3 separate regions of the Homo sapiens genome follow, and regions 1 and 2 are each linked to region 3. Evidence: chromatin contacts called from ENCODE Hi-C or POLR2A ChIA-PET data. All regions are on one chromosome and are shown on one strand. Each heading gives the region's core, a stretch centred on a gene start or an enhancer-like site at or near the end of the contact. The rest is flanking DNA. Distances are from core to core; before and after follow the strand shown.

Region 1 (2,714 bases), core at 134-2,633, 7.3 Mb after region 3:
AATAGGTACTATCTAAAAGTACACACTTAGGAAAGATTCTTAAAAGCCAGCTTTATTTTCACTGTAACAGTAATCTTATTCTGGGAAGCGGTGGCTGTCATTAAACCAATTAGGCCTTTGTTAACACACTGAGCCCTAAAAACAAAAAAAACAGCTCTCACGAACCAGTTGGTCCAGCCTTTATACAAGCTAAAAATTATGGGGTGGGGGCCGGGCGCGGTGGCTCACGCCTGTAATCCCAGCATTTTGGGAGGCCGCGGCAGGTGGATCACGAGGTCAGGAGTTTAAGACCAGCCTGGCCAAGATGGTGAAACCTGGTCTCTCTAAAAATACAAAAAAATTACTCGGGCGCGATGGCGGACGCCTGTAATCCCAGCTACTCGGGAGGCTGAGGCAGAAAATTGCTTGAACAGGGAGACGGAGGTTGCTGTCAGCCGAGATCGCGCCACTGCACTCCAGCCTGGGAGTGCAGACTCCGTCTCAAAAAATAAAAATAAAAAAAAAAATAGGGTGGGGCAGCTGCTACGGCTGTGAGGTAACTGATAACTGCATTTAATATCTCCCTCCTTTTTTTCAATGGTTGTGTTTTTAGAACTGATTAAAAGATGAAATGTAGAATGAAGTCTACACCCATTTAATACTCCCCATTCAGGTCTCAGATCAAATGTTACCACCCTATCTAAAGTTGTTCTTGGCACAACACCTTTTCTTTCCTTGATGGCATTTAACATTATCCGAAATCATTTTATTAACGTGCTGGTTAATTGTCTGCCTCCATCAGACAGAACGTGGACCTGACGTGTCGTGTGCACAGCTCTAGTCCTAAGCTCTTAGAACAGTGCCTGACACATAACAGGCGCTCAGGAAACATTAATAAAACGAAGACAGGTGGAATGCCGTTCTCCACCCCGCTGCACAAATCTCTCCTCCTACCCCCTTATAAACTGAGTTCCCACAGCGCTGCTATTGCAATTAACTGGCTACGCTCGGGATGCAACCCCGGGTTTCCTTCCTGTTCTATCCCCTGGCTTGGATGTCGGTGCCAGGCACGCTGTAGGCACTCGATGGCAGATCGCTGAATGAATGACACGGCAAGCCGGGCACAAGCAGTGGCACCGCTGCGATGCCGGTTCCGAGGCTACCACAGCCCAGCCGGACCGCCACCATCATCGGCCTTCCCGCGTAAACCCCGGCCTCCCGGAGCCAAAACCTTCAGGAAGGCATGAATGTCGCCACATTGCCCTTTTGGAGGGAGGCCCTGCCTCCGAGAAGAGGCGTAGGGCCCAACGTATAGGGCCGCCACTCACTGTAGGTGCGGCCCAGGGCTTGGAAGAGCAGATCACGCTTCACGCTGACAGTCGGCATGGTGTGTCGAACTCACTGCGCCTGCGCAGCGAGCTGACCCGGGCTTCCCTAGCGAAGCGCGTAGGACCCGCCTCTTCTTGTGCGTGTTGTCTTGAATATCGCCATTCTGCTGGCAACAGTTCCTGTTCTCTTTTTAACCTAAAAACACTCATCATGCCATTACCTCGCTGATTAAATGTATCTTTATGAGACTAATAGCTTAAAAGCCTGTAAGAAAGATATAATTTGATAGAACTGGCTAGGATTTGTCAGGCATTGTAATGTACTGACCCTGAAGTCCCGGATGCTTCCAGGGCGCTAACGGCCGGGGACGCCCACCAGGTGGGCGGGGCGAGAGTGGGGCGCGTCAGGGAGGGGGTGGGGCCTCCACGTGGGAGATCTTGCCTGGAGGTGGTGGAAATGCGAGTGGAGAGGGTTCAAGGCTTCCTGCAGAGAAAGGTGTGCAAATCCTGGCGGCGGGAGAGGGGCTGTTAACAGACCTCAGTTTTTACTTCATTCTTTAATCTCTCCTCTACTCGTATAAGTGATATACCTGTGCTTTGTTTGAACTTTACGGCAGCCCTATAAGGGAGGCATTGTAAGAGACCTCTTTTTTTGTCTATTTGCTCAGTGCTCTCTGCTGTCAGTGGGCTGTGCTCAGCCCTCTGCCAGCATTAAATTTCCTCCTTAAAACAACCCTGAGTGTAATAGGCTGAATAACGGCCCCCAATAATATCAGACCCTAATCCCTGCAACCTCTAAATGTAACTTTATATGGAAACAGCGTCTTTGCAGGTTAAGTTAAGGATTTTGAGATGAAGATTATCCTGGATTCGAAAGACGAACACTAAATGGAATCACAGTATCCTCATCAAATCATAAAAGGGAGGTTGAGAGAGACGATTTAGCCACGGTGGCAGAGATTGGAGTATGGCAGCCACAACCCAAGGATGCCAGCAGCCACCAGAAACAAAGAGACAAGCACACACTGGGGGTGAGGGGGTGGAGGAGCGGGGAGCATCAAGAATAGCTAATAGATGCTGGGCTTAATACTTAGGTGATGGGATGATCTGGGCAGCAAACCACCATGGCATACATTTACCTATGTAACAAACCTTCACATCCTGCACATGTATCCCTGAAATAAACAGAGACAAGGACAGATTCACGCCCAGCCCATGGGGCAGCCCTATAATGCATGCTGATTTGGGCCCAGTGAAACTGATTTTGGGTTTCTGGCCTCCAGAACTGTGAGAGCATAAATTTATGGTTTAAGTCAGCAAGTTCGTGGTAATTTGTTTCAGCAGCCAAGGGAAACTAATACATCAAGATAGGTACCATTATCCCTGTTTTACAGGTAATGAAACTAA
Region 2 (2,905 bases), core at 398-2,897, 7.5 Mb after region 3:
ACCGCTCCCGGCGAACATAACTTTTATATTTACTGGGAAACCAAACAATTCATGTGACTCACTTAATTTTGATATTCCCTTTAAGTGTCAGTGGTCTGGAACCAAACCCACAATGTCTCTGAAGTATCTCTATGTATTTCTACTTAGCTTGTTAAACAGCAAACAAGATGAGAATTTAGAATTTTAATTCCCAGGACCATTTTCTTTTAAATATAGGTCCATATCCATAATATATATTCCATAATATAAAGATAATGAAGAAAGATATTGTTGGAATTCTTCTAGTCTGTTTTAGGCTTATGGATAGATAAAAAGGTGCAATATTAGTTTTCTTCTCTCGGAAAAAAACCAGTATTTTCCAGAGGATTTCATGGTTCTAGAAGTACTACTTCTAAAGCCTGCTTCTCTCTGCAGAGCTGCGAATGTCTTTTCAGATAAGAAATTCTGCATTCCATTTATCTTCAGGATGTATCCTTTGATAAGATTTCAACAGATTAATGAGCAACTGAACTGCCATATTTTGAAGTGGGAGAACAGTTTGCCTGAGTCAGGTATCCATCCCTTTAGGTTCTCGATTGGCCCTTGGCCCACGGTGAGTGAGCTCTCTTTGCTTGGTGCATCATCGCTCCACCTAGTTCAAGTTCTGGCGGCTTCCTGATTTTGATTCTCTTGGGAAATGAGGCCTGCTTTAGCCTGAGGCTGGCTCAGGAAGGCAACCTTTCACCTACTTAAGGAAAAGTTCACAGGCAAACTAAACAATATGTTGGGTTAAAAAAAGAGACCAATCCTACTAGTACTGGGTGAGTGAAAATCTTCTCTCTTACAGTACATGTAGTTCTACTACCTGCACTGGATGCTTTCTTTCTTATCCTTGTTTAGTGTCTAAAACGAGAAACAATGGCAAACTCCTTAAAATACAGAACCACTGTGGATTCCTAAGAACGTTCAAAAACAATAATTTGGAGTAAACTTTATTTTTTGAAAAGAAATAGCAAATTTGCATGGTGAGTGCATTTAGAGGAAAACGGGTTATATGCTAGGTCAAGTGAGGCCAAAACAAGAGAAATGATAATGGATAAGCTTTGAGTTTTTGAGGCTCTTCTTGCCCCAGGCAGTTCCAAAAGCCATTTTATTTGGCAGGATTTGACAGCAATTTCTGCAAGAACGGGATAACTAATCCAGTTAAAAACGAAAAAGAATATGCATACTATTTCATAATTTATATTGAAATTTATACATTACAGCAATAATTGTGCGACTGTAATTTTTTTTTTTTTTTTTTTGGTGGAGGGGTGTTTTTTCCTGGAGGGACGGAGCTCCTGCAGACCCTATTGGGCTAGCCGCTCCTCCCACGTCGCTGCCGCAGATCCCCGCTCCCCTCCCCCACCCGCGGTCCGTCCCTCCTGGTCGACCCCGTTCCCGCCCCCGCCCCGCGCAGACTGCAGCCAGGTCCGGTCCGCGGCGGCTCCGCGGAATGACCCGTAGTAACCTCGCCCCGCCCCGGGCCGCCAGCGCCGCGCTCCCCGGCCCGAATTCGATAGGCCCAGCCCCGCACGCGCCACCGCTCGCGGGCCAATGGGTGGCAGCCTCTCTGCATAGGCAACGAGTGCCGGCCGGGGGTGAGCGTCCCAGGCGGTTCCGCTCAACAGACGCTGCTGTGGCTGCGCCGGGCTGCGACACTGCAGTTGTCTACGCGGCCGGGGCCGGGACGAGGAGGCGTTGGACGGGGTCGCATACGTTCGTCCCCTCGCATTGCGGCCCCGACAGCTGCGCCAGGATCCCCGGGCGGCGGCGCGGGGCGTGAACGCTCTGGGGCTCAGCCAGGCCTGCGCGGGCCCGAGGCCGGAGGAACCCGGACTCCGGCGTAGCGGTGAGTGCGGCGCCGGTTGTGGGAGCGGCGGGAGCCGGTTGGCGGCGCGGCCTCCGCGTGCGGTTCGGCTGGGCCCGAGGGGCTCCCCAGCCTCGGGGCCTGGGACCCTGTCGTCGGCGCCGCACCTGACCGCTGGGTGTGCGCGCGGGCGGCCCGCGGCACCAGGAGCAGCGGCGAGCAGGGTGGGAGGCGGCCCGCTGGGGTCCGGGAAGCGGCTGACGTGGGGCCTCGGCCCTGAGCCCACGCGAGCCGGGAGCTGCAGCGCGAACGGCGTGGGGCGGCGCTGACCAGGCAGGGAGGATGCACTGCGTGCCTCCCGGCGCTGTGGGGCGGGGTGGGGAGGCCACCCCCTTGAATTAAGAGGGCTCTGCCGCGGCCCCAGCAGTGCGGTGTCCGTGGAAGGAGACTCAGCCCTGCGATTTCGGAAAACCCTTGTTTGGCGGGGCGGGAGGGGCTGTTGCTGCGTGGGGTGAGAAGAAACTAGGTGCGTGAGGTGGGTCGACCTTGGTGATTGGTTCTGGGCACTATCGTGGTGGTGGGACTGGGATTAAGACTGTCGTTTGGGGTTTGAGAGTTGCAGCTTTGCTTTTCCCCAAGTGCGTTTTAATCATATACTGTTGATAGGTTGGGTAACTCGGGGACTGCTTACTACCAGCAGTCCTGTGGGGTAGGTGTTATCAGGCTCGTTTCACAGATGAGGAGCCCGAGGCACAGGTTTTCAAATGGTTTTCGCAGGAAGTCTGATACTAGAAAGTGTGCTCTAAGCTGCTGTATAAAAGATCCCTCGAAAATGAAAAGGCTGGAGGAATGTCTTTAAAATTATATGGAAGCTAGAAAGGCAGTAGGCTTTGTGAACGAAATTATAGCTGAAAAGAATGACAAATAGCTGACATTTATTGAGCTTTTATTACATGCCACGCACTGTTTGGAGAGCTTTATGTACAGTGTCTTCACACTGTTAACAGTCCTCTGGGGTGGGGGTTATTCCCATTTTACAGCGGGAGAAACTGCAGATTGGACGACTTAGCTTGCCTC
Region 3 (2,916 bases), core at 215-2,714:
CAAAGGTGTCATTTTTAGAAAGAAACAAATGTGTTCAATTTTGCTTTCCCTGTTTTTAATGAATTAAGAAAGGTCTTCTCTTACCTTCTTTTGACTGTCATCATTCCTCTCATCCAGGAATATTTACAGGTTTGCAAGAAGACACCATCTTTAAGTAGTTTTTAGGCACTTTTACAATACTGACTAAATTGTATAAAATAGTATTATAAATTAATATTTAAATTATAATTTTATGACGTGAAAATCAACAACGAATGTCAATTTCACTTCGTTTTGACTGTCATCTGTGGCCTCTGGAGTCCCTCACTTAAATCATTGGTCCTTGGTTTTATTTTTTAAGCCTATTAAAAAGGAGGATGGGGCCGGGCACGGTGGCTCACACCTGTAATCCCAGCACTTTGGGAGGCTGAGGTGGACAGATCATTTGAGGTCAGGAGTTGAAGACCGGCCTGGCCAACACCGTGAAACCCCATCTCTACTAAATATACAAAAAAAAAAAAAAAAAAGTACAACAACAACAAAAAATTAGACGGGTGTGGAGGCAGAGGCAGGAGAATTTCTTGAACCTGGGAGGCAGAGGTTGCAGTGAGCTGAGATGGTGCCACTGCTCTCCAGTCTGGGAGACAGAGCGAGACCCTGTCTCAAAACAAACAAGCAAACAAGCAAGCAAGCAAACAAACAAAAAACAAGTTGGGCATGGTGGCTCACCCCTGTAATCCCAGCACTTTGGGAAGCCGAGGCAGGCGGATCACCTGAGGTCAGGAGTTTGAGACCAGCTTGGCCAACATGGCGAAACCCCATGTCTACTAAAAATACAAAAATTAGCCGGGCATCGTGGCGCCTGCCTATAATTCCAGCTACTCGGGAGGCTGAGGCAGGATAAACTCTTGAACCCGGGATGTGGAGGTTGCAGGTTGCACGTGACATAGCCGAGATCGCGCCATTGCACTCCAGCCTGGGCAACAAAAGCGAAACTCCATCTCAAAAAAAAAAAAAAAAAACAAAAAAAACAAAAAAACCCAGAAAAACAAAAAAACAACAAACAAAAAGGGAGGATGGTAGATAACTGTCCAGATACTTTCCAGCTTTGCCGCTATATGAACTATTCCTTTTGTTTAGTTTTCAGCATGGGAGCTTCTGGCACTTTTACGTACTTTCCAGCTTCTGGGGACCGGCTGCCTAGAATAACAGGCATTTGCCCCAGAGGCCGTGGAGTGGCCTCACTTTGGGGTCGTGGGCAGATCGCTGGCTCCCACGCCTGGACTTCGGGATCGCAGGCAGGATCCCTTCCAGCCCAAGCACTCCGCCCAGGCGCGCCAGGCAGAGCCCCACCCCATCCCGCCGTTCCCTTCAGCCCCGGGGCGCGGATCTTGCATCTGAAACTGAGCAGAGCAGGGCGCCGGGCAGGGCCGGCGGGCCACGTGATAAGCCCGGAAACAGCTCCGCCCCCTCGCTTCCTGAGCCGCCACATCCCGGCAGCCCTCCTACCTGCGCACGTGGTGCCGCCGCTGCTGCCTCCCGCTCGCCCTGAACCCAGTGCCTGCAGCCATGGCTCCCGGCCAGCTCGGTGAGGCCCTAGCGGAGCGGCGCGGTCTGCGTCCTCGCCTGCGGCCCCCCACGCTCCCGCCTTGGCGGCGGCCGGCGGGACCCGGCACTGCAGGGGCGGCGCTGCGGGATTGAAAGCCAGCGTCCCCGCTCCCCGGCCGGGCCGCAGCCTGCGTGGGGCCCGCCTTAGAGCAGCTCGCGGGTGTAAGACCTGGGGAGGCCCGGACCAGGCCTGCGAACGCAGGGTCCAGGTGCTGGCCTTGCGATTCGAGAATCTCCTCCCCCAGACCCTCCCAAGGCCTTGCAGAACACAGTGCAATGTGCTGCGAATCATGAGAAAAAATGTCTTCTCTTTCAGCCTTATTTAGTGTCTCTGACAAAACCGGCCTTGTGGAATTTGCAAGAAACCTGACCGCTCTTGGTTTGAATCTGGTCGCTTCCGGAGGGACTGCAAAAGCTCTCAGGGATGCTGGTCTGGCAGTCAGGTAAGGCATAGCTAGTTCCATCAGAAAGGAGTGTGATCACATTAACCAGGAAGTATTGTATTCCAGGCACCAGCAGCAAAACGCCTTATTTACTCCTCCCAGTAGCGCTGTGAGGTTGGTGTAATACTTCCCCACTTTATGGGGAAAAAAAGTGAGGCTCAGAGAGATTTAGCAACTTTTAAGACCCTGGACGGCTGGGCTAGGTGGCTCACGCATGTAATCCCAGCACTTTGGGAGGCCGAGGTGGGCTGATCACTTACGGTCAAGAGTTCGAGACCAGCCTGGCCAACATGGTGAAACCCGTCTCTACTAAAAATACAAAAATTAGCCGGTATGGTGGCACACGCCTGTAATCCCAGCTACTGGGAAGGCTGAGGCAGGAGAATCGCTTGAACCTAGGAGGCGGAGGTTGTGGTGAGCCGAGATGGCACTACTGCACTCCATCCTGGGTGACAGAGAAAGACCCTGGACAACACACTGGACAGATTTAGCATCTTCTGCACAAGTTTAAACAGTTGAGTAAGGGAAAAGTAGGATTGGAACCCGTGCTGTTCCTGATTTTAGGACACTAGTCTTAGCCCCTTCCTTAAACAGATTAACTTAGGTGGGCCACTTGTTATGCAAGGAAAACTTCAGTTACTTTGACTGGTGATTTAATAAAACTCGACATCATGAAGATTCCAATTTACCTGCCTTCCCTTAGAATCTCTGGTAACCATATGAAGGTGCAAATCATTCATTCCCACGTTCACAAGCCCTTCATTAGCTGACTAGGCCATGGAAAGAAGGGACTTAGAAATGATTAACCAGGATGCCATTGCTGATGTCAAGGAGTGGCATTCTGGGAGGAGAGGGAGGAAGTCTACTGAAAGGTAGAAAAATGAAA

What was found. A loop is a pair of places that touch in the nucleus more often than their neighbours do. ChIA-PET counts read pairs that join two places held with the same protein, here RNA polymerase II (POLR2A). Pooled maps may share reads with other maps.
Region 1: a loop to region 3 is called in a pooled map, with 15 times the contacts of the local background. The contact joins the promoter of FARSB here to the promoter of ATIC in region 3. A Hi-C loop is called at or near these places in 4 of 50 pooled maps. POLR2A ChIA-PET finds 5 or more read pairs at or near these places in 2 of 52 experiments (T-cell and activated CD4-positive, alpha-beta memory T cell).
Region 2: a map of CD4-positive, alpha-beta memory T cell shows a loop between it and region 3 (18-fold over the local background). The contact joins the promoter of ACSL3 here to the promoter of ATIC in region 3. A Hi-C loop is called at or near these places in 2 of 168 maps with a recorded cell type or tissue (CD4-positive, alpha-beta memory T cell and naive thymus-derived CD4-positive, alpha-beta T cell) and 3 of 50 pooled maps.

What each region holds. Positions count from the first base shown.
Region 1 is chr2:222,654,709-222,657,422 of GRCh38, forward strand. It overlaps FARSB (phenylalanyl-tRNA synthetase subunit beta), which reads right to left and starts at 1,384. Exons shown (of 17, transcript NM_005687.5): 1 at 1,308-1,384. The coding sequence starts at 1,365. LOC124907985 (a long non-coding RNA gene) reads left to right here and starts at 1,725. Exons shown (of 2, transcript XR_007088095.1): 1 at 1,725-1,803. RefSeq lists an enhancer at 1,445-1,494 and a silencer at 1,611-1,807.
Region 2 is chr2:222,859,389-222,862,293 of GRCh38, forward strand. It overlaps ACSL3 (acyl-CoA synthetase long chain family member 3), which reads left to right and starts at 1,648. Exons shown (of 17, transcript NM_004457.5): 1 at 1,648-1,870. RefSeq lists an enhancer at 1,363-1,657 and silencers at 1,374-1,703, 1,774-2,143.
Region 3 is chr2:215,310,595-215,313,510 of GRCh38, forward strand. It overlaps ATIC (5-aminoimidazole-4-carboxamide ribonucleotide formyltransferase/IMP cyclohydrolase), which reads left to right and starts at 1,465. Exons shown (of 16, transcript NM_004044.7): 1 at 1,465-1,567; 2 at 1,904-2,030. The coding sequence starts at 1,549. It overlaps LOC124907975 (a long non-coding RNA gene), which reads right to left and starts at 1,378. Exons shown (of 2, transcript XR_007088075.1): 1 at 85-1,378. RefSeq lists an enhancer at 1,169-1,819 and silencers at 1,350-1,429, 1,440-1,809.